Linked DNA regions of Mus musculus: regions 2, 3, 4, 5, 6 and 7 are each linked to region 1. The links are chromatin loops, found by intact Hi-C in ENCODE. Cell type or tissue: heart. All regions are shown on one strand.

Region 1 (4,000 bases):
GTTTTAACTGAAGAATCAAAGACTCAATAGACTAAAGCAACTTGAACTATAATACTAAAATTCAGCAATACTCCAGTTTTCCCTTCAGTGGCCAGCAATAATCCACATATATTTACCTTGCATATTTTAGTGCAAACTGCCCCCTGAACCCTTTATTATTTTTAACCTGTGCCCACATACATCCATTAGTTTTTGTCTTCAGGGTTTTTTTTGTTTGTTTGTTTTTTTGTTTTTTCATCCAGTGAGAACTATTTGGATAAGAGCTGACATTTTAAAAAGTCCAAGGTAGTCCCTTAACTTAATATAACTGTATCAGTGCTAAAATATTTATTTCCCTCCAAGAATTTGTGGGGGGAGGAAGCTTATATAATCTTTAAAATAAAGTGAAAATACTATAACAAGTGCAGTAAATGGTAAGAATTGTTTGTAGATTTGGGAACCTTAAAAGTTTTCCTTTCTCTTCTTTCCCTTGCTTTTCTTTCAGTAGAAAATGTGCATCAGATGTTTATGTTTAATTGGTTTACAGACTGTCTCTGGATTCTTTTCCTGTCAAATTACAAGGTAATGTCCTTTCACTTAGCAGCTACTTCGTATACCTATACATGCAGTTTATTCATGCACAAATTGTTATTGGGCTTAAGACTTTCAAGTTCATGTCCAGTGTTAAGAAATGGGAAAAGGCTTGATGGAATCTAGAATTTTAAGGAAATAGAAATCATTTCAGAAATCAGCATTCTCCCAAGTGCATTATAAGTATGATGTTTAAGAAAGTTGTATGTACACATTTGTGCAATGATTTTTTTAACCATGGTATATTCCTCAGAGGTAATGAGTATCATTTAACTGATTGATTTTTGGTAGTCATTTTTGAAAAACTTAATCATGTCGGAAAAAACGCTGGCCTTTAACAACAACAAAAAAAAAGCTTTTAAACTTACTGCCCATTTTAATATCTGCCTAAATTATCTACTTTAGGGAACCAGATAAATCATTGGCCCTGGCCATTATCAGTATGGACCTCAAGGCCAGTTAGCAGTGCATTAAAACAAACTTTCTACTTGCAAGTATTTTAGGCATTGCAAATATGTACGTTCTGTCTCCGTGCAGTCAAGTAGGCATATCCATAGAAGAGCATTACTTTACATTTGAAACTTTTGTATATTTGTGCAAAAATTCATCCGTGGCAGAGCTGTGTTGCTCCTGGCATCACAAAAAGTGAGGAAAATGTAATGTTCTCTACTCTTCATCTTTGCGCTGGGCCAATTTGGGGGAGTTGGAGTTTTCTTGCTAGGAATCACCAGGGGAAGTATTTGTCAGAGCGTTTCGTGTTGCTGTCGCGCCCAGGCAACATCTCTTTCCCAGCAAAAGCACTTCAGAAGTGACCGACCGGTAGAATAGGAGGTTTTTTTCTCCTGCAAAGTGAGTACCCTGAGGGGACCTCTCCGGACCTCGCGCGCGGACTGCCCCGGGCTCGCCCGGGCCCGCCCCTCGCGCGCTCCCCCGGGACGGCGGCCGCGGGATCGCGCGCTCCCTGCTCCGCGCGCGCCCGCTGGCCTCTCCCCTCCCGTCCCGCCGAGCGGGGCGCCGCGAGGGGGCGGAGCGGGGTGTGGTGGCGCGCTCGGGCGGCTCCTGCGCGTTCCCGCCGAAGCGGCGGCGGAGAAGGCAGCGGGAGCCCCGCGGCCCAGGCGCACATCCGGGTTCTGGCCGCGACCCGCCGCGGCGATGTGACCCGGTGGCGCGGCCAACATGGCGGAGGTAAGAACGAGCGCCCCTCCCCGGCGGGGCCTCGGTGGAGGGCTGCGGGCGGGAGGCGCGGGCCTGCCGGGGCCGGGCCTGCGGCGCCGCTGCCCACCTGTTGTCCGGCCCGGCCGCTCGGCTGGGCTTCCCGAAACTAAGTTGGGCGCGGAGGCGCCGTCGGACTTGAGGCAGTTGGGAGGCGGCCGCTGCGGGAGGAGCGGGCGAGGGCGCCCGTCCGGAAGCCGCCCAGGGCGCAACTTCGCCGGCCGGCGCGGCCCGCGGACTCCTCTCTGCCTGCTCCCGCGAACTTTCTTCCCTCGCGAGCCCAGAAGTCGCTGCTCCCGCCAGCCCGCGTCACCCCCGCCAGCCCGCGTCACCCCCGCCAGCCCGCGACTGCTGACCTGCCGTCTAGGCAGGGGGCGAGCAGGCTGACACACCTTGGGTTAGTTTAGTAGTTTTCCTGATAGTGGAGAGGTGAGCAGGAGAAATTAACCCAGTAGGCCCTATCCAGCTTGGGACTCTTCCCCCTGGCCGAACCTCCAAGTTTCTTTTCCACGCTATAGCTCCTGAACCAACTAGGCTAAAAACTTACAAATCAAAGGTGCCTGTAATTATTTACCTTTTATTTTGCTCTTCTTAGAGAAAACTTTTCTTGTTTCTCTTGTCCCTCTGCTGTAGGATAGAACCCAAGGTTCTTGTCAAGGCAGATAAGCAAGCGCTCTACTACGAGCCACATCCCCCCCTCCCCCCCAGCCTTAGCTTCATTTCCTAGTAAACAAGTTCCTTTGGTTAGTGTTCTCAGATGGGTAGGCAAGCAAGTTGCTTTAGGTGTAATTAGATCTTAGAATGTGCTGTAGGAAATTTTAATATTTTGTCTGGTTTTAAGCCATCGGTCCTGTGGTTTGTTTAATTTTTAGTCGGTGAATTTCGTTACTGTTTGTTCCCCCTGAGTTCATATTGTTATATTTGGACTTAATGGGATCTCTCTTGAGGCAAATCTTGTAAACACTTGATTAATAAAGCAGTAAGATTGCTAAACATCTTCATGTTTTTCTGTCGAGAGCACCCAAAAATAGATTGAGGAAGTATTTGATTTTATTTACCACTTAGCTCTCAGTTTTCAACTCCTTCATTTGCTAAATGAAGCAGAGAAGTAGAGAGTGACTACTTTTGTTTATACATAATATCTGTAAGCCTTGGGCTACAGAAACATAAGATGTGCCTTTCCTGTACCAGTCAAGCTTCCTGGAGTGTTAACTTGTTCTTCTGTTATACAGTGACCTTTAGGTTGATGTTCTGAAATTTTAAATGTTATTTATTTATTTGCTACTAAAAGAAGAGGAGCTTTCCTGGAAGCTGGACTGTTTGCTGCCAGTATTGAGAAGACTTGATATTACTTAGCGCTAAAACGCATTAGTTGTGTTTTCAGGTGGTTTTTTTCCTATTCATAGTCAAAGAATTGCAAGACATGAGTAGTGGTCGCATTACTTTTACTTGACATAGATATGCCTGGGTGTGATCCACCAGCCTTTCTTCCCTGGGCTCCTGTGCTACAAGAGGAAGTAGAGTGTATAGATGGCTTTTCAGGCATCTTATCAGCTAACCTTCCCTGGGCTCCCGTTTGCTGAAAATCTACAGGATATATGTAGTATTTGCTACACTGCTGTGCTGTGGCCTCAGGTCTATGTGGTTGGACAGTCACACTCCGTGGCACGTTATTGATACGAAAACACGGAAACCTAAAGAAACGTCACCAAAAAAACTGAGTGCCAGCATGCAGTGTTTTGTTATAGAAATGAAAAGTGGCTGCATTCATGTGAGAATGGGAGAAGTGTGCCCACCTTGGCCACTATCTTGTTCTCTAGTGTAAGCTGCTCTTCTTAGGTATCCCATCATGTGGAGAGGGAAGACTTGGGGCTTGCAGGAACAGGTGGATGGGTCAATCTTAGGAACTTGACTTTCATTTTCATTGCATTGTTTAATGACCTGGTATATATTTTATATTCTTAAATTGCCTATAGGTTGCCCTTTGCTTTGACTGTGTAGGATACAACCCAAGGGTCTCATAAACTTAGAGGAGTAAAGGAATTTTACATGTCAACAAAAATATCCTAAAATAGGTGAAGAGAAAAGTAAATTTATAATTTTCCTTGTCTCAGTTTTTTAATAATTGAGGGTTTTTTTTTTTTAACAGTAATCCTGGAAAAAAAATGGTGGCGAGATGATTGGTTAACAATGTTTTACCTCCGTATAGACTTTTCAT
Region 2 (4,000 bases), 95 kb after region 1:
CACACACACACCCTCCCCCATCCATTCCTGCCACACTCAAACATAATACATTAACACAACATCATTTGTATTTAACTTTAAAATCATATTATTTTAACCAGACTAGAAAAATAAAGTTATCCATACTTCAGTTTCTTTGTGCTGAACAGTCCCGTGATTTGGTTCCCAAAATATAGTAGAGGTAGTGGAAACGTCTGGAAAAGTGAAAAGGGCAAGGGATGTCAATAATAAAGACATTCACAGCAAAGAGAAACAGCTCTGTTTATATAGTCAAATTCTTTCCACTTGAAACATAAGATTAGCTCCCATAAACAGGACTGACCCCCATTAAACTTCCAAACATCATTAACTATCCTTGGAAGAAGAGGGGATGGAAATATGAACATAATCAACCATGTGAGACAGAAACATCAGTTGCTTGAAAATATGGTACTATACGAGTCTGAGACACAGAAACATTTCGGCATCACATGGAGTCTCACAGAATCATAGAAAAGAATATGAAAGAAAACACTCCCAACACCACCACCTCCAATAAATAAATAAATAGGGAATAAAGGAAGCAGAAGATCGTGGCTAGAGTGGGCAGATCTGTTCCCAGAAACTCCTTAATGAAGAGAAGGATTTTCTATCTTCATCTTCCAGAGACGTTGTCGTCTTGGGTGCCCTGTGGCCTGTTTTCTCTAGCTTTGCTATATGCACTCGGAGACTAGGGTGGGAGCTAGACTGCATTTTTAAATATTCAAGACGCTGATTTTTTTTTCCGCCCTTAAGCCACAGAATGGCTCCTTTTTATAAAATAAAGTATCCCTTCTTTCTCACGTTTGTTTACCTTTCGAGGTACATTTCTGTCGAAGTCAGGAAACTTGACTACTCTGAGTGTCTTTCCCACCCAGAGAACCGCTACCGTGGCCACCATCTGCAAACAGAGAACACACACAGATGCACTGTTCTGCATAGAAAGACACACACAGAACTTCTGACAACACAGACCACGGGATGCCCGAGATTCCAACTAACCTGGCCAAGTCCAACACATAGCGAGGATGGAAATCTACAAAAGGGGTAAAGAAAAGGGGGTTAAAAACGGCCAGAACGTCCTCAGAGCACAGGGAATTCAACTCCCACACTGTCAGCCTTAAAATGCGTTCTGATTCAACCCACAGCGATGCCTGCCCCTCCAATAAAAAACAAAAAATTAAAAAAAAAATCTTAGATTTTGTAGCCTAGGGCGACCACTTGTCTGGTCTTGTCCTGTTTTTTTTTACAATTCCCTTCAGCTTCCTGCAACGGATTTTTCCAGAAAGTTAAGCCGCGGAGACCTCGTCAACGGTTTTAAATCTTTTAAATGACTCTTGAGGGGAAACACAAGACACACACATACAAACTTCTGCCCCGGAGTCTCAGTGACAGCGGCGACGGCGCGTGGGCGTGCGGCCGCGCCGGTCCCGGGGCTGTCAGCCGCGCGGGTCGCTAGTCCCTGGGCACCGGCCTCGTTGTGCCTTCCCCCTTCACCCCCAGCCCTGGCCAGTGCGGCGGGGAGCGTGGCCGAGGGTATCCCCGGGTGGGCTCGAACCCCCGTCCCTGCCCGCCGCGCCGCAGCCGCCGCCCGCCAGCCCGGCCACCTGTAGTTGGTGAGCACGCTCTTGTTGACCACCACGATGAGGAAGGAGCTCACGCCGTAGAAACCGGCGGCCAGCAGCTTCAGGAACACCGTTAGCGTTTCGGCCGGCGCCATCCCCAGCTCCTCCTCATCTCTGTGTGTGGAGGATTTCGCGGGGGCTTCTCCTTTAACCGGAGCATGCTGACGTCTGTGGACTTCCGCCATGGCGGCGGTGGCGCCGGCGGCGGTGGCGGTGGCTGCCGCAACGGGCCTGCGAGCGAGCGGGGCGGCGGAGCGGCGCGGCGGCGGGGGTCTGGGCCTGGCGGTGCGGAGCGCGGTGCCGAGCGGGCTTGGCGGTGCGGGGCGCGGAGGAGCGCGGGCCTGGCGTGGCGGGACCCCGGCTGCGGGAGCGGGCCTGGCGGTGCGGGGCGCGGGCCCTGAGCTCCGGGGCTCCGCGATTGCGGGCCTAGCGTGGCGGCGGAGGCTCGGGAAGGACCCGGCGGCTCGCGGCAGGGCTTCGCGGGTTGTGCTGCCCACAGCTCCCCGCACTGCCGCCGCCCGTCCCCGCCCAGGGGTTGGGACACTGGGGTTCACACCCTCGGGGACTTTGCCCTGGCATGGTGCCTCGCGGGGTCAGGGAAGGGCCGGGGCTGGCTCGGCGGGGCTGGGGACCCGGCATGGGCTCCGGGAGCAGCCGGGACACTGCTGGGGGACCACTGAGCCGGGCTGGCGAGCACAGAGTTGCGCCTGCGCACGAAGGCGCGCTGGGTCCCCCTGCGGGGAGCATGGGGGTTTTGCGGGAGCTGGGCTGCAGGCCTAGAAGTACCTCCCTCCTTTCTAACGTGTGGCTGGCAGAGAAGTGATGCCCCTGTTGCATCCTCAGTTATCCCGAAAGCTCTTTTTTTGGCCTCACTTGCCGAGGGGTCAAAGGTCACACAAAGTATCAAACATGATTCAACAGTAAACAAAGATTTCATTCTGCAAAGTGAGACCTCTCATGCTTCTGAAATTCTTTTTGTTGTTTTTTGCTTGTTTGTTTTAGCTGGTATATCCAGAAAAGGCAAGGATGAGGAAAGTGTTGCAATAAGCCGCTCCTGGAATAGTAAAAAGTGCAAGGTGTTTGGAGCCTAAAGCTTTGTTCCGGTTTTAGGACTGTTTGAAACATTCCCTGTGCTCTTAGGCAGATTCGATGGTCTCTGCACCTTCATCTCACGACCTCTGTTGTGTAAAGCCAGTTCTGTTTTCTTGACACAGTGCAGTCACACAAGCAAAGAATACCTGTTGAAGCAAGGACGTTACATTCCTACTTTTAGAAAGTTTTGAATTATTCCCCCAAACTTCCCATCTTCTTAAGTGTCTTTTTTTTTTTTTTTAAACTGTGGTAAAAATATCAGTTTATTGTTTTAATCCTTGGATGTGCAACTCTCACCAGGCACCCTCCCCAAAACATTCACCGTGTCAGATGGAAACTCTTGTGGGAACGAAGCAATCATTTCCTGTTCTCTACTCCCCTCCTCAAAACCAAGTAACCTGTGTTGTGCTGTCAATCTCTGTGAATCTGACTATTCTGTATATCACACAGATGAGCAATCGCACAGTATTTACCCATCCGTGACTGGCTTAGGCCAGTTACACAATGTGTTCAAGGTACATGCACCCTGTACCGTGTCTCAGAACTGGAATTCCTGGCAGCCAGCATGGCATCCTTGACTGTTGGTAACCTCCTTTGCCCGCACCTCCAGATGCCTGGCTTTTCCCCTTTCCTGAGTTGTAGCTAAATCAACAACAAGGCTCACATCTCTCTTTCTTCACTTCCATTTCACAATGCCCCTCCCTCATCTCTTCTTGAATTATTACTTTTCCTTCTATATTGGGCAAAACGGTGCCTGTTTTCTGGGGAGCCTGTCTCCAGAGATCCCCTTCATGCCTTATAAAAAGTGACCTCTCCCTCTGTGCCCTTCCCATCCCGTGCACTGCTTTTAGAGAATGTCTTACTCTGTCCGTGCTACCATTACATATTGCCCGTGACTGGACCATTTATAGAGAACAAACATTCTGGATGGTTTTGGAGAATAAGAAATGCAAAATCAAAAAGCACCGCCCCATCGGGTGTCTCTGTTAAGGCCTAAGCCCTCTGATTCTAAGATGGTGCCTTGATCACTGGTCCTGGAGAGGTGAAAACCACTGTCCATGGACAGCATGGGCCTTATGGACAGCCGAAGAGACAGAAGGACAAAGGAGGGCAAGTGCTAACTGAAGGCTGGTGTCTGCAGCATGAGCTCTGTGCTAAAGGCCTGTCTTCCTGATTCAGTCACATTGACGGTTGTTCCCATGTATCCAAGTTACCCAAAATGGAAATAAATGTAAAATTATGGGGCTAGGAAACAATGTTTTTCT
Region 3 (4,000 bases), 190 kb after region 1:
GGAGAAACAGTGTCATCTAAATATGACAGGACCATTGTATTTACAGCAGCTGTGGGAGCCTGTGTAAGACTTGCAGAAGACCAAGCCAGTCAATGGTCCAGCATGGAGTGGAAGGGGCTCAGATGAAGACCACTGACTCTGCATGGGAGCTATTGACGGCTGCTGGAGGAGGGGGTTCCCCTCCCCACTGGGGAGGTGGTGGTAGAGGGTGTTCTCTGGTAGGTCAATCACTCATTGGGTTTCCCACCCCACATGTGTGTATGGGCCACATTAATTAAACTCAGTGGGTTACTGAAAAAAAAAAAGAGGGCACGAAATTGTGAAGGGAATATGGGGTCATCCTGGAATATAATAGAAATACATTATAGGCATATATGAAATTCTCAAATAACAGAAATCTTATATTATAAAAAACCAAAACCACCAACAAAAATACAGAGCTGAAGTCCTTTAAGAAAGATAAGCATATGAAAGTGACCAATGTCAGGGCTTGATAGATGGCTCAGTGGTTAAGAGCACAGCTGCTCTTCCAGAAGTCCCGAGTTCAATTCCAAGCAACCACATAGCAATTCATCGTTGATGCCTTCTTCCGGTGTGCAGACTTACACACGTACAAAACACTTATGTAAGGAAATAAATATTGAAAAAAAGGAAGTGACCAATGTCAGAGACTGGAACCTCATTTTCATCCATGACCAAGAACTACATGTAAGAAACAAAACATGTCTACATGTCTAACATATAAATGAGGGGGCTGGCAGGCACTATGTAAATGGCTCATAAAATGTCTCAGCCAGTTATCATTGATCTTCTCCTGCCCCAGTCTTCCACGAGCTGGGACTAGAAGGGTGTGTCACTATACCCAGAAAAATATCACTATCTTTAAATGAAGTTAAGTATTGGTAAGTTACCATTAATTATAGCATACTGAATACTCACCCCAACCCCCTTCCCTTCCTTTTGGCTTTCTCTATCTATCTAATTCTCTTCTTACTTTTGTTGTGTTGTTGTTGTTGTTTTTTGTTGTTTTTGTTTTTTTAGGTTTTAAGACAGAGTCTTACTCTGTAGACCATGCTGACCTGGGATTGACCATGGAATCTGCCAACCTGGTTTTGAATTCAAAGTCATCTTCTGGTTTCAGCCTCTTAAATGGTAGAACTGAAGAGATAAACCACCATGCCCTCGTTTGAGTTTTAAAATGTTTAAGTTCTCTAGGGTTCTGTCTCCCAACTTCTATTTTCTCTTAACCCATCTACCCCTTTCCTCAATGGTACCCAAGGTCTGACTCATCTCTTCCTTACTGGTGACTCTGCTAGTTATGTTCCCAGCTCCCATTGGGTTGTAGAACCATGTTCACTCTATGACTGCTTATAAATATTTCCACAGCCCATCTAGCGGATGTGATGGATTGAATACGCCTAAACCTTCAGTGTAGTCATGCTCTCTGTCCACCTTTGTCAATCCCTGCTTCATGATGTCTTCCTTGCAGTAACCATATGATATTGATCACCACCATGAAGTGTCTGTCACACATTAGATAAATATTTGTTGAATACATAAATAGTTGAATACATAAATAGTATTTTTATCTTTAATGTGTGTCTTAGGTAGCCTATTAGAAAACCAGAATAATTCATATAATCACAAAGCATCTTTTTTTTTTTTGGCTCTGGTGGGTAGCTGCAGCTCCCACAGAATCATGCCTGCCAGTATTCACACTCCTTTGTAAAACATTCCCACAATGAAATCTGGTCTTAGGACACTCCAGGAGCTGTTGTCATGAATACTGCTGACCACTTATAAGTCTGGTGTCCTAGAGCGATCATGGTGAAACAGTCTTTCATATTTAGTCTTATTTTTATGCACCTTTATCTAGGACTGAGGGATGATTGTTAGTAAGTAATCGGGATGCTGGAGTTAATGTTATACCTACGATCAGAATGATCAGTGCAGCTTCAAGTCAAGGCATCATAGTTCTCCAGCAGCCCCTGGAATCGCTTTCCTTTTGGCAGAACTGGTGTAGAAACTACAGCAGGCACGGTTTTGCATGGATCCAACACAGCCATGCCAAGTACCAAGGAGGTGTAGAGTTCCTGGCAGGTAGCTTAAATCTGGGCTATCCTCCTCCCACCACACGGGGGCGAGACGGCGCCACAGTCCGTACAGCCGCAGCCGGCCAGGACTGGGACTGGGGAAACGGACTTGGCTCTCACAAGGGCGGAGCAAAAAGCGCCGGAGAGGTCCCCAGGGCAGGAAGTGAGGGGGCGGGGCTTGGGAAAGGTGTGCGCCTGCGCGGAGCCGGCTGTTGGATTCCGCTCGGGCTGTGGCTTCAGTGCGCGCTCACGGTGACGGCTCGGCGTTCTTCCAGAGCGGGGCGGGGAGGGCGGAGAGGGGAGCGGGGCCCGGGGGATTCGGGGACCGCGGTGGGCCTAGGCCGTGCCGGACGAGGCGAACGGCTCGGTGGGTGGAGCTTTCTGGAAGTTTGCCTCCCGCCTCGGGTGGTGGCTTCCTCCTAAGCGGCGCTTCCTCCAGGCGTTGCCGGTCTGGCCTGTGCGGGTCTCCCCTCCGCCTCGCCGCTCGTCCTTGTGCAGAGCGACACATGCTCTCCTGCCCCAGCTCGCAGCATTAGCGCAGTCGGAGCAGTTCCAGGGAGCTCATTGGTTTCCTCAAAAACTTGTATTCAAGGATCACTTGTTATAATACTTAGCACTCGCGGTGTGACGGGGAGCAACTGTGCTGGGGCAAACCTCCGCCAGAAATGTTAGTCCCAGCAGATGAAAACCCCACATTTGGAATTTAGGAGTTCATCGCCTCCTAGCGTCTCTCAAGGTCTTGGAGCCCTCTTAAAAGGATTTAACTTCATAGGCATCATCCCGAGCCAAGATGCAGGGGTGCGGTGTGACATTTGGAAGCTTAAGAGCCAACCCTGATAACTTACTTTTTTTTTTTTTTTTTTTTTTTAAGAAGCTGTCCATCATGTGTACTTAGCTGGAATGATTATTTTAAAGTGCATGTCCTATTTTTGCCAATCTGACAGCTGTTTCCATAGAAACTAGAGAAGAAATTGTAGTTTTCAGTAAGAGTTGTTAAAACTGTCTCCTAGCCATCAGCAGTGAGTGCGAGTGAGTGCGCACTACTTGCTCATTCTGAGATGGCACTTGAAGAACTAAGGGTTTGAAATGTTCTTAGAGGCTAGCAATCCAAATTGTGTAATTTTCTCACATCATTAATTTCCTAATCCTACAAGTCTGCCAGCTATGTTTGTTGGCCTGCCACAGTTCTTTGAAGAGCACACGTCAGTCCCAGTTCTTCTTAGGTGCTGTGTAGTGTAGTGACTGGCTCTTTGAAAATGTATAAACAGATTTCTTTCCCCATTAAAAACATTTTTTTTTTGAAGGATTAATCAGTGATTACGGATTAACAACTACGGTTTCTATTCTGGATGGCACTTGATTGCCAGTGTTAGAAATGCTAATGATTTTAATTATGTACCTAGTGTTTGGAGCTTTTGTTTTTACCTTCTATGGGTAGACTACGTTAAATATGTTTGCACCTGCTCTGAAATGAGCACTTTTCTCATGAGCAGATAGATCCCAGCAGTTCGAATAGGGTGCATGACATTTGGAAGAGAGTTTATTTTCTGAGGGGGGATATCTATACACTAGATGTTCTGTCATTTAGCAGTGGATGAAGGAGGCTTGGAGAAGGTGCCTTTGGAACTGGGAAGCTGGAAGCAACATTAGGAAGTTTATTGAAAAGCTCACAGATAACCAGTGGAAATTACAGAAGAGCTTGCTTGGCTTAGGATTCACAAAGTAACATACCCTGTAAACACTTAAATTGCCCAGAAAGAGGAAATACTGGATTCCTCATAAACACCGTTCTGCCCCCTGAATTTCACGTAGGCTTTTTATAAGACTTATATCTGTATCTATTCGTGTGTTTGTCTTTACTAGCTTTACTGATTGGGCAGGCATTTTTGTCTTGTCTTTGCTTTTTA
Region 4 (4,000 bases), 1.5 Mb before region 1:
CCATAATTCCAAACCTATTTGAAATCCCCTTCTAATTGTTGCCATGAGGCTCAGTGCTCTTTCTTTTGCTTAGCCAAGAAAACATTCTTCATGGGTGACAGTTTGCAAAGCAGCTTGGCCCATTCACACTTTGTATAGACCTGGCATTCTGGTGACTGCAAGCCAGGGGAAAAACAGAGAAGATAACACTGAGTGCTATTTAGAAGGGTTTGGTTGGGGATAGAGCTGTGGTGTGCCTTCAGATCCAATTGGATAGCTTGCCAGTTGAGGAGTCAGAGTCCCACCCACCCAGTGGATCTGGCCCCTCCCACCCCGGGATTATCTCCGCTGGGTTTGCTGTTGGATGCATGTGAAAACTATGCAAGAATGAAACTTTCCCAGACTGACATCAGCTGGTGGCAGTTCACTCCAGTGCTCAGAGCTTCCCACTTTGCAGGGGAAGCAGCTCCTACTGCTGGGACTTCGCTAGGTCTCTGGGTGAGCACATGTGCGGCATCTATTTATCTATCCATACCTGCATATGAATATGTCTAACGTGCACACACACATTCACAAAGCAGGTGGTCAAAAAGATTATCATGCTGATCTTAAAAGGTTCACATTCAATATTGTGAAAAGCTTTCAGAAGTTGTGTTTCCAAGACAATCATTTTGTTTGTTTGTTTCTGTTTTAATATTCTTGTGACAACTAAGTTGAAAAAGCAGCATGTCAGAAATAATTTTGATTCTATATAGACCTCTTCTCTTTTTTTAAATTATAAAAGTTTATTATTTATTTTACCTTTAACTGATAATGTGAAATTCTCAAAAATATGTTCTCTTTAAAATATACAGTTGTAAACTCTTCAAAGTAAACATAACAATCTAGGTGTTATTTATTAACGTATTATACAATGATGTCTGACCCAGTATGTGCTTGTCCTATTTAAGATTGGAATGTGAGACATGTTGCTGTGACCTGTTTTGTTTTGTTTTTTTGTTTGTTTTGTTTTTGCCTCATTCCATATTTGTAGATATTGTGTGAACTACAGTATATAATGACAATAATTAAGAGGATATTATGTGGCTGTCACATACATTTTGAGATGATAGAACTATATTAGCTTTGTGTCATGTTTGCATAGGTCATTAACGTTCACGGTTTAAATACCATTAAATGTTATGCGATTAGCAATGAGGAAGAACCCTTCCTTAAATCTGGGAGTTTCCCACCGCTCTTTCCCTGATGCATTATGATCCTGGACGCCTGTCTATCTCAAAACTCTTAACACGTGCAGACCAATAGGTTCTGTGTTCCTTTTAAATACCAGGTTGTGACAGTTTGTTGTTGGCCAGATCCACCATCTCATTCATATTTATTGTAATATATTTTTGTTTTGTAAATACATGAAACAAAACAAAATGTCATTGTTCTAAAATATTTGTAATGTATATTAAAAAGGATACAAAATACTTTTAGAAATATACATTATTTTTGTACCTGCGGGAGTACGAGGGGCCAGAGAGATGACGCAGTGGTTAGACGTGCACACTACTCTTGCAGAGGACCTCAGTACCCACACTGCCTGTGTCTTCAGCTGCAGAGGGCTCTGATGCCCTCTTTTGGTTTCCACAGGCACTTGCATTGACGTGCACACACCCCTCCTCTATACACATGATTAAAATAAAATAGATCTTAAACAAGCAAAGAAGCATCCCAAACCAAACAAATGAGAAATGGAGTACAATGGCAAACTTGACAGACACCCTCTAACCCGACTTGCTTTTAAAGATCGGTAAGGGGGAAGAATCTGAAAAGTGTGGAGTACATTTGCACCAAAAGGTAACCTGACAAGATTCTATGTTTATACTTTCATCTCCCAGTATCACTCATGTCTTGAGGCAGACAGACAGACAGACAGACAGACCCCACTGGTCATGTCTGATGAAAACTGTGTTGCAAAAGGACTCAGCATAGGAATCCTGTTCTTACTAGAATATGAATGTGTTTCCAACCACATGTTTGTGTGCTGAGTCAGAGAGACTGATTTACCATCGAACAGAAATGCTGGATATTTTTAAGCCTGAGGACAGAGAGAACATATGCACATTTGTAGACACACTGTTCCAGAGCATTTGAGCCACGGCTTTGCTGATGTGTCCAGACCAGTGGTTTTCAAGCTTCCTAACTCTGTGACCCTTTAATGCATTTCCTCGTGTTGTATTGATTCCTCTAACCATAAAATTATTTCATTGCTACTGTGTAGCCGTAATTTTGCTACTTTTATGAGCTGTGATATAAATATCTGATATGAAATATCTGTGGGAGCCACAACCCACAGGTTGAGAACCTCTGGTCTGGCAGCTCAGGTCAGTACTAGTGCTACTGGTGAGACCACATTGGGTAAGAAGTCAGCACAAAAGTTGAATTTCAGAGGATGTTATCCTAGTTCAAGACATTTTCCATGATGAAAACACCAGCTTATAAAATGCAGGTCAAATCAAGAGTTTTTTTTTTTTTTTTAACTATTCTAAAAATAAGCCATAAAGTTTGTGGAATGGTGATATATGTTGGTTTGAAACTAAAAGAGTAGCTATGAATACTGATTTTTTTCCTACTTAATATCTGTTATATTGACAAATACTTTAAACTCTGAGTCGTGATTTTATCATTTGTAAAATAGATTCCTTACAGGTCTTATGAGGCACCATGTGTGTAAAGTATTACCTCACAGATACTAGCCAATAACTATCAGTACTGCTAATGATAAATAAGACTAGGTGCCACACTGATGGTTTTTGAGCTGGAAATACATGGAGCCCTCAGGTTCAGAAACGGCTCCAGGAATAGGAAAGTCTGCTGGGAACACCTTATTCCTTGACACTTCTACCAGTCTCCTTGGGACGGGGTGAGATCTGGGTGTAGAAAATGACAGATGCTTGTTTCTGTTAGTGTCATAGCACAATTCTGTTTAGGATGCACTGTGACCTTAGAGCCTCCTCTGGGGCAGATGTGTGACCTTGTTGTGCCCTTACATGTGTGGCGCTGTAAGATCTGGAGTTTGAGAAGGGTATTTTCTGTGGACTAGGGGGAGGTGATACTATTTATTATAAACTTACTAATATTTGCTATATCAGGGCTCAGAAAATGACTACAAACTACAGATTCCAGAACCCAAATTTCTCCTATCTCCCTTCTTCTTTTCTTGTATCTCTCATTCTTTTCTAGGCAGATCATAGAGACTAGAATTCATCTTTGCCAAGGCAGGTCATTGAAACCACACCTTTTCCCCAAAGCCAGATGTAAAAACGAAAATCACTCCCAATCTCCTCCCTTTTGCCATAAGAGTTGGCCACCTGAAGTCCTCTCTCATTCTCTGTAGATCACAAGGTCTCTTTTCCAGGGAAGGGTCTTGTGCCATATCTGGAGGGAGCGCTGCACAGAGCAACCAAGAAGAATGAATAGACAGACCCTTTGGATTCCTCTCTTAGTCCATTACTGTTCGGCCAGTCTCTTTCTGGCCCATAATCTTTCTGTGTGGCTGCCAATGCTTCATCAAACCTAAACATAAGATTGCACAGTACACACAGACTTCTTGAGTCTTCTTCAGCCTGCAGGCTTCTGTGTCATTTCAAACTATGATCAAATAAATTTGCTATGATTTTTTTATGTTGTAACCTGCCTTTTGCTATAGTTGTATTGGCCATGAAACTTTATGAATGGTAAAGGGATCACCCCTTTTTTGTTCCCAGAGTTAATATAATCAACCCTTGGTATATGCTATAGATGAGACACTAGTAAATATGTATATTAATATGAAATCAATGAATTGCTTTGAACTCTCTTAAGATAAGGTTTTACTGTTGTTTCTCCTCACTGTCAACCCCTGCCTCCTCTGGGCATAAGATCTACTATGAGAAGAAAGCAACTGATTAATTGCATTAGTGTTTCAAGACTTGGTCTCAGCTTTCCTGTTCCGTGTCACTATTTGAGCTTGAGTTTTACCAACTGTCTTAGTTAG
Region 5 (4,000 bases), 1.8 Mb before region 1:
CCTTCAATTGTAACCTTGAAAAGATGTATAAACGACCAGACAGACAGGTGGGCCGGACAAAAGGAGCAGCAGACCACTGCTGCTGCTTTGTGGTATCGACCTAAGATATAATTAAGATCTAGAACTATCACCATCCACACTGTAGCAAAGCCCAGTCAGAACACATGCAAAGAGCTTCCCTCTCTGAAGAGTGAAAAGTTGCCTTCTCACACCAATGAAGAAACTCAATCGAATTGGCGTGCTTCTGTGGTTTAAAAAAAAAAAAAGCAGTTTCTCAGCAGGTTCCTTTCACCCTGTGAGAAGCATCCCAGTTGTGTCGTTGACGAGCTCTTGGAGAAACGTAGTTAATAGGAAGCCCTTTTAGTTGTTAATTAATTAAAACACTTTAATCAAGAATCATTTTCTAAGGAACTTGTTCCCAGCCCTGAGTCAGGTGCTAAGAAACACGAACGATGAAGATAAGGACTTTGCTCTGGAAGAACTCACACTCCAGTTGTACTTTATTAAACAAGTGTTTATTCATTATCCACCAGGAGGAATTCAGTAATGGATAAGACACTAGGCTTTGTCTATTGGGAAATCTAGCAAGTTAATAATACACATATTGGTTCAACTTCCTCAAGAAGTATGTGATTGGCTGGTGGTAGCCCACATCTGTAATTCCAGTATTTGGGGGTGGGGGTGGGGCACTGGAGCAAGAGACTCAGGAGTTGAAGGTTAGTCTCCCTTACAAAATGAGCTTGAGACCAGTTTACAGGGTTACATGAGACCCTAGCTGAGGAAGTGAGTGAGTCTAAATTGAAGTGTGTGACTGGCACAGGTTTCAAGCAAGAAAAACTTTATGTATCTATATTTTTGGGTTTTCTTCTCCCTACGGCTTTTATTCCTTAAGACAGAAATTACCCTCGAGAAGGTAGTTTAATCTCTATATCTTTTTTTTTTAAATGTATTCAGTCCAACTCCAGAAGTTCCCATAGTTTATAACAGTCTCAACCTTTTATTTATTTATTTATTTATTTATTTATTTATTTATTTATTTATTATATGTGTGTACACTGTAGCTGTCTTCAGACACTCCAGAAGAGGGCATCAGATTTTTGTTATGGATGGTTGTGAGCCACCATGTGGTTGCTGGGATTTGAACTCAGGACCTTTGGAAGAGCAGTCAGTGCTCTTAACCGCTGAGCCATCTCACCGGCCCCCTAATCTCTATATCTTAAATCATACAAACCTATATCTTGCTTATGTAGGGATTGTGCTGGGTTTTTGTTGGCGCTGTGTTTGGTTTTGCTTTGTTTGTTTGTTTGTTTTTGTTGTCTTCAACTTGACACAAACACTGATCAGCTGAGAAAAGGGGACCTCAATTGAGAAGACTCCCCCATCAGATAGGCAAACCTGTGGGCCAGTTTCTATATTAATAGTTGATGTGGGAGGGCCAAGACCTCTGTGAGCGGTGTCATCCTGGGGAAGTGGCCCTGGCCTGTACAAGAAAGCAAAGCAAGCCGTTCCTGAGGAACAAGCCAGAACAAAGCACTCCTCCATGGTCTCTACTTCAGTTCCTGCCTTAGGTTCCCCTTGCGACAGAATATAAGATAAAAGATACCCTTTTATCTACCAAGTTGCTTTTGGGTCTGATGTTTATTACAGCACTAGAACACCATTTCAGCTGGGCAGCATCATGAACTATGTAAGTTACTTTCAGCACCCAAGGCTGGGCTATTGAAGATGTGTTCTGGTCTCTTCAGTTCTTGTCCTCTGAACCCCGATTCTCCCCAAACCTACTATGAAGATACTCCAAAAAGGCAACCCTGGGGCTATAGAGATCATGACAGCTATCATTAACTCCAGGCCTAGGAGGTCTGACTCCCTCTTTTGGCCTCCATAGGCACTGCATGAGCATCAAGCTCAGACACACATGCCAACAAAACACTGATACACAAAATTACAAATAATAATAATAGCAATAATTTTCTTCAATATGTAAGTCTTTTATTGTCCCCAAAGAGCCCCCATTGCACTGGTAACCAGGATCTTGTTTCTGAGCTGGGTACCTTAGGTCTTACCTGCCAACCTGCTGCACTGTTCCCTTCCCAGACACATAGATGTCGTCCAAAAACTTTCTGAGATCCTTGTTTTTAACTGTTGTGGCTTGCTGAATCAGAGCGACTGAATTTGAAACAAGTTCAACATCATTTCCTTCAAGGATTAACTCATCCTTCTGGGCTTGGGAGACAGAGCAAGCAGCACCTGGCCTCATCTGAACCCTGCGGATGGATTTTCCACCCAAGAAATTCAAATTTCAACTAAAGACCCATTTTCCTGAACAACACTGTTGATGGGGAAGGGAGCATACACAGACCTCATCTTTTTTCTTTTTTGGTTTTTCAAGACAGGGTTTCTCTTTATAGCCCTGGCTGTCCTGGAACTCACTTTGTAGACCGGGCTGGCCTCGAACTCTGAAATCCACCTGTCTCTGCCTCCCAGGTGCTGGGATTAAAGGCGTGCGCCACCACAGCCCGGTGCCACAGACCTCATCTTAACAGAAGCCCAGTGTAACATCCTTGATCTTGTTCTGAATGTAACTGCAGATGGTTCTGACAGTGGCCAGTTCCTTTCTGTTACCCCACTATTTGTCAATCCAGAGCCTTTTCTTTGTCTTTCCAAGGAGACTTGGCTCTACGTGATTGAAGTCCCTCCGCAGAGTTCCCCAGGGGCCCTTCGCGCCCCTTCAGAGTGATGTTGAATTTTCTGGAATGTCGGCAGTCTGAGTGCTGAGAAAGGTCTTCGTTCTCACAGTAGATGAGGCAAAGAGCATAATAATTAAAAAAAAAAAAAGATATCCTGGTTTTATTGTTTTCTTGTCATTAAAACTTGGACAAGGCGCCACTGAAACCTGCCACAGAGGTTTTCATGCTGCAATGCGCAAGAAGCTCAAATGGAATCTAGTCTGGGAAGGTGGTTTGGAAAATGTATGGCACTAGCGTGGCAATTTAATTTACAGGCAAATTTCAAGTTCTTCCTGGCATTGATAGGGATAGTCCCTCCCTACAGGGCCTGGCATTCGCCTTGCTTCTTCAAATGCCAAGGGACAATGGAGATGGAAGTTTCCAAGCATGCTCTGATTTCTCTCCCTCTCCCTCTCCCTCTCCCTCTCCCTCTCCCTCTCCCTCTCCCTCTCCCTCTCCCTCTCCCTCTCCCTCTCCCTCTCCCTCTCCCTCTCCCTCTCCCTCTCCCTCTCCCTCTCCCTCCCTCCTTGCCCCCAAGGCTTTATGCTGGGGACTCAAGCCCAGAACTTTTCAGCATAATAGAGACTCCTCTACTTCTGAGCCACACCCCCAGCCTGCTATCTGTGAACAGTGTGTTCCCCAGCCATGGTCATTTCATAAGTGGCTTTTATTGTTTCATTTTTGATCCAGGGAATACCTCATCACAACTGAAACCAAAGTCTGACAAACTGTGTCTTATAATGAGTACGTACAATTTACTTTGATATTTTCTATTTTAAAAATTGTTTTATTATTACATATTAATTATGAATGATGGGTCTCGTGACATTTTCATTCATACAACCTATTTTGATTATACTCACCCTTTTAAAGATTTTTTTTTCAAATTTTGTGAGAGTGTACACATGTGTGTGAGAGTGCAAGTGCCCTTGGAGGTCAGAGGTATCAGAGCCTCTGGAGCTGGAGTCTGGCAGCCAGACATGAGAACTGAACTTGGATATGCTGCCGGAGCCATACCTAATTGAGACCACTGAGTTCAAATTTGTACCCAAAGATGACTTTGAACTCTCCTCGCTCTCTCGTCCCACTTCATGGGACTAGAGACAAGATCCATTGGGCTTGGCTGGTATTTTCTTATTTATTTCACTTTTTTTAAAAGTTAGAAAGTCGGAGATCTTCTTGGGGTGAGGAGCAATGCCTTGCTACCCCAGCCCTTTTACTCCATCCATGTATTTATTCCAACTGCACTCAGGAAGGCAGTACAGTTGGTAGAG
Region 6 (4,000 bases), 1.8 Mb before region 1:
ACACACACACACACACACACACACACACACACATGCACACACGCACAGCACACAGACATACACGCAGACAAAACACTCAAATCCATAAAATAAAAATAAAGCCAGTGAGGTGGTGCACACCTTTAATCCCAGCACTCAAGAGGCAGAGGCAGGAAGAAGTCTGTGAGCTTGGGTCCAGCCTAGTCTACATAGCAAGCTACAGGACAGCCAGGAATACATAAACATCCTGTCTCAAAAAACTAAAAAACAAAAATCTTTTTTAAAAAAGTGTAAAAAAAACCCACAGAAACCCTGGGACATTCTGTGATTTGCCCAAGATCTTATAACTAAGCAACTCAGGTCCAAATTAGTTTCTGTAGACATTGGATCTTCCTTCTCTCCCCTGCTCATCTCATCACTGTCCAGGATATTCAGTTGATAACACTCACAAACATTACTGAGTGTTTTGTACGGAGATCTGGTTTCCTAGTAACCCAGACCATGAAACAGAAACTAATGGTTTGTACTTTCAGAAGTAATTCCCCCCAAATCAGTCTTGCTGCTCTAGACTCTGAACAGTCACGTTGCTGACCCGCTGGGCGGTGCTCACCCACGCCATGCTCTCACTGTGGTTTATGCCAGTTCTACAGGTAAAATCGTGTGAGGCTAGAAATCTTTGGGATGACTTTTACATAATAATAATCAATATATTACTAACATATTTATTAATAAAATCACTAACATAGGGTGTAGTTATTAATATACAATATAACCATTACCACACATTATCTATTATAGTAGGTATAATAGATAATAAATTATTAATGCAATAATTAAAATAATAATAATAATGGATACAGGGTTTCTCTCTGTGGCCTGGCTGTCCTGGAACTTGCTATAGATCAGGCTGGCCTCAAACTCACAGATCTATCTGCCCCTGCCTTCTAAATGCTAGGACTAAAGGCATGCACCACCACTGCCATGCTGGAATGTGTCTTTTAAAAAAGGCAACACAACATCACTTTCATTATTAGTAGCTGTACCTTTGAGACATACCCTAAAGTTACTTCAGAGAGGAGTCCTGTTTTTAATAAAAGGTACAAAAAAGGGCTGGGCATGGTGGCGCATGCCTTTAGTCCCACTAGGGAAGCTGAGGCAGGTGGATCTCTGTGCCTTCTAGGCTACCCTGGGAGGTGTTTAAAAAGGTCTGTAAGATCAGAATGTCAACATAAGAATACCAACGTTTTAAAACCATGATTCATTCCATTTTCCCATGTCAGTCACATCTCAAACAATTTCAGCATGAGCAGAGCTTGACAAGTATTTGAAAAATAATGGTGTTTTCAATTAGTCATTTGCTCAATTTCAAAGACTCACTATATGCAGATCAGACATTAACTCTGCCTCAAATAAGTCAGATAGGCGAATCAATTCTTTAGATCAGGAGTCAAAAACCAGAATAGCACAATGAATGTAGCTCAGCAAGTAACTCTATGTACTACAAAACTGACCTTCATCTTTAGAAAAGTGATAACCAAATGAAATAATCTACCTCACAGAAATTAAAAACAACCTCTCCAAAGTGCAAAGATAGCTAAAAGTTAAGGCGTCATTGGCAAGTAGGGCTTAGCAAACTGATGTAATACATATTTGAGGCACAAGGTGGCAGTGAAGATTGAAAGAAAGAACGAGCTGGTGCCCACAACTCTTGATTCCTGGAAATGGTTGCACGTTTTCACCCAAATCATACGCAGGTCATGTGAACAAAGCTAGTTTGATTGTTACAAAAGAAAAAAGTTTGGAGATCTGAGTAACCAAAAAGTATAAAAATACTAATGCTTAGTTTCTCCTGACCACAGAATCTTCTCCATCTATGGAAACACACTTGAATTCCAGCGTTCCAGAGGCAGAGGCAGGCAGATTTCTGAGTTTGAGGCCAGCCTGGCCTACAGAGTGAGTTCCAGGACAGCCACGGCTACAGAGAAACCCTGTCTTGAAAAACCAAACCAAACTAACACCAACACCAACAAAAGACAAAACAGCCAGACATAGTGGGCCGTGCCTATTCAATCCCAGCACTGTGGAAGCATTATGGCTGCGTTGAGTTCCAAGTCAGCCTGAGCTAGAGGGTGAATTCTAGGCCAACCTTAAATATAGGGAGACCCTGTCTTAAAAACAAGCAAACAGACAAACAAAAAACAAGACAAGACAAAACAAAACAAAACAAAAAAACCCAAAGTTTAAAAACAAAACAACAAAAAAAGAACCAATTTCTTCGTAATTACTTCTCCGAAAAATTTCTTAAAATCCAAGTCCTTCAGGGACAGTGCTGTGCCATATACCTTGCTCCTGAGTGACACAGAATACAAATGATCTGACTGAAGGTACACTGTGCTCCTGCCAACTGCAAGCTAAAAAATTAACATATGACCTGAAGCCATTAAACTGCCTATGTGTTACATAACTGGAGGCATGGGAAGTTGCCCATAAGCCAGAACTGTTTGAAGACTGCTGCTGGCTAATTTAAATCCCCAACTCCTTTAACTTGAAAACCATAAACCAGCTGACTGACAATATTAAATAGTATGGCAGTGTCCTGGCAGCAGGGGTCTCCACATCCGCACTTGCCTGGCCAGGAGCCTCAGTGGTGCATGCAGTGTGCACCTTGCTGCAAACTCGGCTATATTACACTTTAAGAAACTAAATGTGCCAAAGACTTGTGGAAAACCCTGGAAAAGGTTGCAGATTGGTTTGTTGTTTTTTGTTTTCCCTCTTCCTTGAGGAGAAAGACCGGTTAAAAGTCAAGGCAACACGTTCTGTTCAAAGCCAGCCCTGACATTCAAACACAGCCAGCACCAAGACGCGCACATCACTGTCCCATCCACTTCGGGCACTGGCCTCGAAAATGTTCAGGCTGCACAGCAGCAGGCCCATGTAGATGAGATCAAACCAGCATCCTTCCAGAGAAGACATGTACAAAGTCCCACAGGCAGGGGGCTGGAGAGATGGCTCCGTGAGTAAAACTGCTTCTTTCAAAGGCTGATGCCTGGAGTTCCATCCCCGGAGACCTACATGATGCAAGAGAGGACAGACTTCCACAACTTCCACACAAGTGCCATGGCTCGCTCTCACACACACACACACACACACACACACACACAAATTTAATTGAGTAAAAACAATAAAAAACAGGCTTTGTTCCTCAAGCTCATGATTTTCGTCCAAAAATGTCCAAGAGACAGAAATCTGATTGTTCCATATGCTCTCTTTTAAAAGCCTTCCCTTTTAATCCATGTAGCTCAGTGTGAATGTAGTTAGCCTGGCTACTCAAGTTACTTTACTTTCTGACTCTGCTCTGGATTGCATTTTATACCCAGAATTTTGACTTTATAGTTTACTCACAAGTAATTTCCACTCCGTGTTTACCTCTATAGAATATGCTTTTACAGTAATCAAAAACACCCCAGTTGAGGCTGTGTGCACTGGCACACACTGGTAATCCCTGCCCTTGGGAGGCTAAGAAAAAGAACTGCTTTGTTTGAAGCCTGTTTGGGCTACGCATTAAGTTTGAGGCCAGCCTATGCTACAGAGCAAGAGCCCATCATTCATTCTCATATATATATATATATATATATATATATATATATATATATATATATATATATATGAATGATTGGGAAGATGGCTAAGTAGTTAGGAGCACTTGCTGCTCTTCCAGAGGACCTGGGTTCAATTCCCAGCACTGACAAGGCAGCTCATAACGGTCTGTAATCCCAGGGGATCTGATGCCCTTTTCTAGCACGGTACACTGATAAGCATGCAGGCAAAACACCCTATTCACATAAAAATAAAAATAAAGGTTAAAAAGAATCTTTGGAAGACTTACCCAAAATAACAATAAAAACAACCAGTCAACCAAGTAGTTTCTTACAAAGTTACTCATTACAAATAGGAAAAAAATATTAATTGTAGCTGGCCATGATCCCAGCACTGGGAGGTTACTGCGGGAAGATCTGGTGTT
Region 7 (4,000 bases), 610 kb before region 1:
TGGAAACCACCATGTGTGCTGTAGCGGGTTTCTCCAGTCTCCTGCTCCCTAAAGTTAAATGATAACACTCCCTCGGGAGGGAACTGAGAAATGTCAAGCACGGTGTCCAACAGAGAACAGCAATCTTGGCATGAGGATTCCCCTACTCCATCGCACATGAGAATCAGATGCCAAAGAAAATATTGCTCAGCATCACCCAGTAGGGCCACTGGTGGTAGCTATGGAAACCTGTCCATGGACCTGCAGCTACACAAAAAGCACTACATACAGGTTCTCTTATCCCAGGGAAAGAAATATCTGGAGAGAAGTCACAATTGTGGCCACCCAGCAAGCAGAGCCTTCCTCAGCAATGGCCTTGCATGCTTTTCTCCATCATTTAGAATTTGGCCTCTCCCTCAGACCTGCCTATGCATGGGGATCCAAAGAGGACTTTAAAGTGCAGATCCTTAGGCCCTGCACCAGACATATGAAAACGAACTCTTCAGAGGTGGGAAAGGTATTTATGAAATATCTCCCAGAGTGAGGCTGATGCTTGCTTATGATACCAGAGCTTGTTAGACTCAAAGTCTGGGCCCTGGCTGAGTAGCATGCTATACATTCTCGACACAACAATTAAAGAGACAACAGAAAACGGAGATTTATTCAATAGAGCAGCACTGGGAAGCAACTCAGTGGCACCCTCCTCCCCCACACATACACAAGACCATCTTCAGGCTCTGGACCAGAATGTTAGGTTGAATAGAAGGCAAGAGGGGCCCATAACTAAAGAGTTCTGCTCAAGCTATCTATGGTCCTGCCTATGACTGATCTATCCATCTCAGCTCCAGGTCTGACGAGTCCTCAGCACTGCATGGATCTTTTTTTCTCTTTCCACTGGGGAAAATCCTAATGTCTTGGGGTCCATTGTCTCATCAGTCTAATAGTCAAAGGGATGGGTACAAGTGTCTGTCTTTAGGATATCGTCACTCATGTCAGGACACTTATACTCATAACTACTGGCCTGCATCTCTTTCTTGACCATCAACAACATCCTGTGTGGGAAAGTGGCACAGACTACTGTCAGGGCTTCTGAAGGGGCATCTGAGACCACCAGTGTTGGTAGCATCTGAGAGCTTGCTAGAAATACAGATCTCTCTCTCCCCTGAGGGTCACTGCATGGGATCCCATAGGCAAGGGTAACTGCAGGTCACTGCTTTGAAACCCCAGAGACAGGGCTGCTTCTTGTCTACTAAATCAGAAGACCAGAGGCAGGCTGGAGCAAAATCTTCTAATATGTCTGGTAGATGACTCTGATGCACTCTGAAGTTAGAGGTCACTGTTGTATACTTGCACAGGGAGGGCCTCCAGCAATGCACTGGGAATCTGCGAGAGTCTGATGGAGAAATTCTGCCAAGCACCAGAAGGAAGATGAGACCAGCAAAGGACTAGGGACTGACAGGAAACAAGAGAGAAAAGCTAGTATGAAAAGCCTACGAGATAACACATTCTCCTAGCTTTAGCCCCGAGGGGCAGAGACAGATTCCAGAGACTTGCTGGCCAGTGAACCTAGCCGAAAAGACAATTGCCAGCTTCAGTGAGAGACCCCTGCTTTCACCCATACCTACACGGTCAAGCACATCTGCACACATGTGCACAAACACATGCAAATAAGGGGCGTTGCACTCTTAGTGGAATACGGGTTGGTTGGTTTGTTTCGTTTGCCTCTTGGTGTAAGGAGATGGTGAAAAATAACACCTCATTTCTCCATGAAGAGCCAGTGCCTCCAGTGAAGAAACCAGGATCGCTGTGGGCTAGTTGCTGGGTGTGGTATTTATCAAATGATTTGTCCTCTCAAACATCTCGGTTTCCTGAGGTGCAGATAATGTAGGTCCTGAACTGACACATCTCTAAGTGTTCCTCTGGCTGTGGCCTTCTGTCCTCCAAGAACTGGGATTCATGTTGACTTCTGAATTGAGACCTAAGTAACAGTTTTGATGCTGTTGTTGTTGTTGGTGGTGGTGGTGGTGGGTTTTTTGTTTGTTTGTTTGTTTGTTGTTTTTTGTTTTTTTTTTTCTGAGAGGCTCTATCAGAAAACCTGAAGTGGAGGGGTTGGCAGTGGACCTGAGGTAAACAACTTCCTTCCTGGGGAGTTGTTGCATCCTGATGCTGTGCAGAGGGAAATTCCAGGCCATCTGGATATGAGAGAATTGCAATCGTCTACCCATATTACAGGAGCCGGCCTTCCGGTGATAGCCTTATGTCACTGGATAACTCATTAAGCCCTGAAAATCTCCTGGGGCATCAGGGATTGTGGTAGGGTGGGGGTGCTTTTCAATGCATACTCAGCCTCTTTTTCTGCTTCTCCACAGGAGGTCACCAGCGGCTAGTCAGGCTCCAGTCTCCAGAGTCAGCCTGCAAGGTAGGCCTCCTCCAGAGATCCATCTCTACATTCTGAAGCAATTATTCGAGACTGTTATTAGAATAACAGCGTTTATATGCACACTGTAACCCTCAGAAGCAAGTCACTTGGTGACCTTTTTTCAACAGTGTCCCATCACCCCAAGTGAAGCCCAACTAAAAATACTTAGAAACAAAGTGCCCACTGTGTGCCTAGGGCTTCACAATTAAATGTGTGGTCCTGCCGCATCCAGAAGAGGAGGCAGCTGTATGTATGTCAAGAGTGCAACTTGACCTTAGCTTGCTGAACCCCCAGTGAACTCCTGGAGTGCTAACCTCAAACATTCCCCCACAGGGTGTCCACATTAGCCCAAGGTCCCCAAGGCACATTAAAGGGTTTCCTCTTAGCATCAGCTCTAGCTACAAGTTGCTCCGCATCCTAGCCAGGTGTGAAACCAAAGGTTCTTTCTAGCTCACAAAGAGTTTCTCTTGGATGTCATCCAGCTTCATTCCTCTCATCTTTCAGTTACGAGCATCTGCTCTTCCTGTGTATCGAAGTCCATTGAGAAGGAGGGCCACCTTGGAGGAACACCAGAGAGATATGTCCAACATGTATTTGTCACATACAACCACTTAGGTGACTTTGATGAGGTCCATGAATTCCTCTCCCTTGACCCTGTCCCATTCTTATAGCAGGGGACGAAGATACACTCGGCATGGCCCTCTGATATCTAACAGTGCTAGTCCGGGTACTTCCTCCTCAGATGTTGTGTTCTGTTAGTATGACGGCCATAAGGATCTCAGAAGTGTCATAAATTACTAACCTCTGAACGAAGGGAACAAAGGCAGTGCATTCCATTTCCTCATCGGCTTCTGAAGCACTTACAGAATATGCTTTTAAAACTTTTAGAAGGAAAAAGATGTAGGAAAAAAGTGAAAGAAAGACATGAGGCAAGGTGGAGTCCTGTGATATGAGCTAGAAAGAAGGAAACAGTGTTCTGCCCACAGACTTCAAAACCTCGGCATGCTGATGGGCCACTTCCGTTAGGTATAAAAAGAAACAGAGTAGCGTCTTAGTGTGTAGCTGTGCTAGACGCTGAGGAGATCAAAGGAGCTGTTTTGAACCGCCTGTTGTTTCATCTTATTGGCCTGCCCACGTGGTGGCTTTGTTTGCAATTCTACCAACATGTTTCTGATACCAATTTGAATATTTAGAATACATTTCCTGTTTCTTGTAATAAATATGAGCATATACCAGGAGGGTGTATGGCACTTAGGGTTCTATAAACTAACTCATTAGCAAAAACACTGAAAGATGTTTTATGATTATTGGCACATTGACTACAGCTTGGCATCGGGAGCTTTCTTAAGTGCCTTTGAAACAATGGAGCTAAGATGTAAGGATGCCCCTTAAGGCAATTTGTTTTTGTCGGTCTTTGTGGCAAACTACAACAATCCTCGGTTTTCTCTGGAAAGAGACTGTGGTGGTACTAATTATTACGTAATTACTGGTTTCGGAATCTTCTCAACGGTAAACCACAGGCAGAAGAGGACAGAGGAGACACACATCCCGTGTTTTGTTCTTATTATCAGCTGAAATAAGTCGGGCAGATTTTTCCTGTTA

The links. Peaks named below come from ENCODE experiments on the same cell type or tissue, not always from the same donor. Only the 100,000 strongest peaks of a DNase experiment are listed, where the experiment ranks them.
Region 2: it touches region 1 in a loop (2.7-fold over the local background); 11 of 42 quality-filtered maps call a loop at or near these places.
Region 3: it touches region 1 in a loop (3-fold over the local background); 6 of 42 quality-filtered maps call a loop at or near these places.
Region 4: a loop joins it to region 1, with 4 times the contacts of the local background. A loop is called at or near these places in 2 of 42 quality-filtered maps.
Region 5: a loop joins it to region 1, with 6 times the contacts of the local background. A loop is called at or near these places in 3 of 42 quality-filtered maps.
Region 6: it touches region 1 in a loop (8-fold over the local background); 3 of 42 quality-filtered maps call a loop at or near these places.
Region 7: a loop joins it to region 1, with 2.6 times the contacts of the local background. A loop is called at or near these places in 8 of 42 quality-filtered maps.

Annotation. Positions count from the first base shown.
Region 1 is chr4:103,117,755-103,121,754 of GRCm38, forward strand. Mier1 (MEIR1 treanscription regulator) reads left to right here and starts at 1,636. Exons shown (of 13, transcript NM_001039081.2): 1 at 1,636-1,755. The coding sequence starts at 1,747. In heart, a CTCF peak has its summit at 1,748; a DNase peak (open chromatin) is centred at 1,647; H3K4me3 peaks cover 2,776 bases; H3K27ac peaks cover 2,073 bases.
Region 2 is chr4:103,213,039-103,217,038 of GRCm38, forward strand. It overlaps Slc35d1 (solute carrier family 35 (UDP-glucuronic acid/UDP-N-acetylgalactosamine dual transporter), member D1), which reads right to left and starts at 2,138. Exons shown (of 12, transcript NM_001356276.1): 1 at 1,626-2,138; 2 at 1,021-1,054; 3 at 833-919; 4 at 127-194. The coding sequence starts at 1,828. Gm46864 (a long non-coding RNA gene) reads left to right here and starts at 1,905. Exons shown (of 3, transcript XR_001784379.1): 1 at 1,905-1,959. In heart, a CTCF peak has its summit at 2,397; DNase peaks (open chromatin) are centred at 1,803 and 2,243; H3K4me3 peaks cover 2,491 bases; H3K27ac peaks cover 2,166 bases.
Region 3 is chr4:103,311,539-103,315,538 of GRCm38, forward strand. Oma1 (OMA1 zinc metallopeptidase) reads left to right here and starts at 2,308. Exons shown (of 9, transcript NM_025909.3): 1 at 2,308-2,345. 4930456L15Rik (RIKEN cDNA 4930456L15 gene) reads left to right here. Exons shown (of 4, transcript NR_045887.1): 4 at 47-294. Gm36523 (a long non-coding RNA gene) reads right to left here and starts at 2,184. Exons shown (of 6, transcript XR_867961.2): 1 at 1,934-2,184; 2 at 1-620. In heart, CTCF peaks have their summits at 2,131 and 2,821; a DNase peak (open chromatin) is centred at 2,263; H3K4me3 peaks cover 1,395 bases; H3K27ac peaks cover 896 bases.
Region 4 is chr4:101,641,349-101,645,348 of GRCm38, forward strand. It overlaps Dnajc6 (DnaJ heat shock protein family (Hsp40) member C6), which reads left to right. Exons shown (of 19, transcript NM_001164583.1): 19 at 1-1,451. Among named protein-coding and RNA genes, the nearest start is that of Leprot, 4.4 kb to the right of the region's middle. In heart, a CTCF peak has its summit at 1,627 (motif pointing left); no DNase peak of the experiment used is centred here.
Region 5 is chr4:101,360,106-101,364,105 of GRCm38, forward strand. The region is part of intron 1 of 0610043K17Rik (RIKEN cDNA 0610043K17 gene); the gene reads left to right. It also overlaps the pseudogene Gm12795. Among named protein-coding and RNA genes, the nearest start is that of E130102H24Rik, 5.9 kb to the left of the region's middle. In heart, a CTCF peak has its summit at 1,876 (motif pointing left); a DNase peak (open chromatin) is centred at 3,316.
Region 6 is chr4:101,347,961-101,351,960 of GRCm38, forward strand. All of the region lies in intron 1 of E130102H24Rik (RIKEN cDNA E130102H24 gene), which reads right to left. Among named protein-coding and RNA genes, the nearest start is that of Mir101a, 2.9 kb to the left of the region's middle. In heart, a CTCF peak has its summit at 1,630 (motif pointing right); a DNase peak (open chromatin) is centred at 2,871.
Region 7 is chr4:102,503,645-102,507,644 of GRCm38, forward strand. It overlaps Pde4b (phosphodiesterase 4B, cAMP specific), which reads left to right. Exons shown (of 15, transcript NM_019840.2): 5 at 2,349-2,398. Among named protein-coding and RNA genes, the nearest start is that of Gm52668, 9.8 kb to the right of the region's middle. In heart, a CTCF peak has its summit at 2,342 (motif pointing right); a DNase peak (open chromatin) is centred at 2,247; H3K27ac peaks cover 474 bases.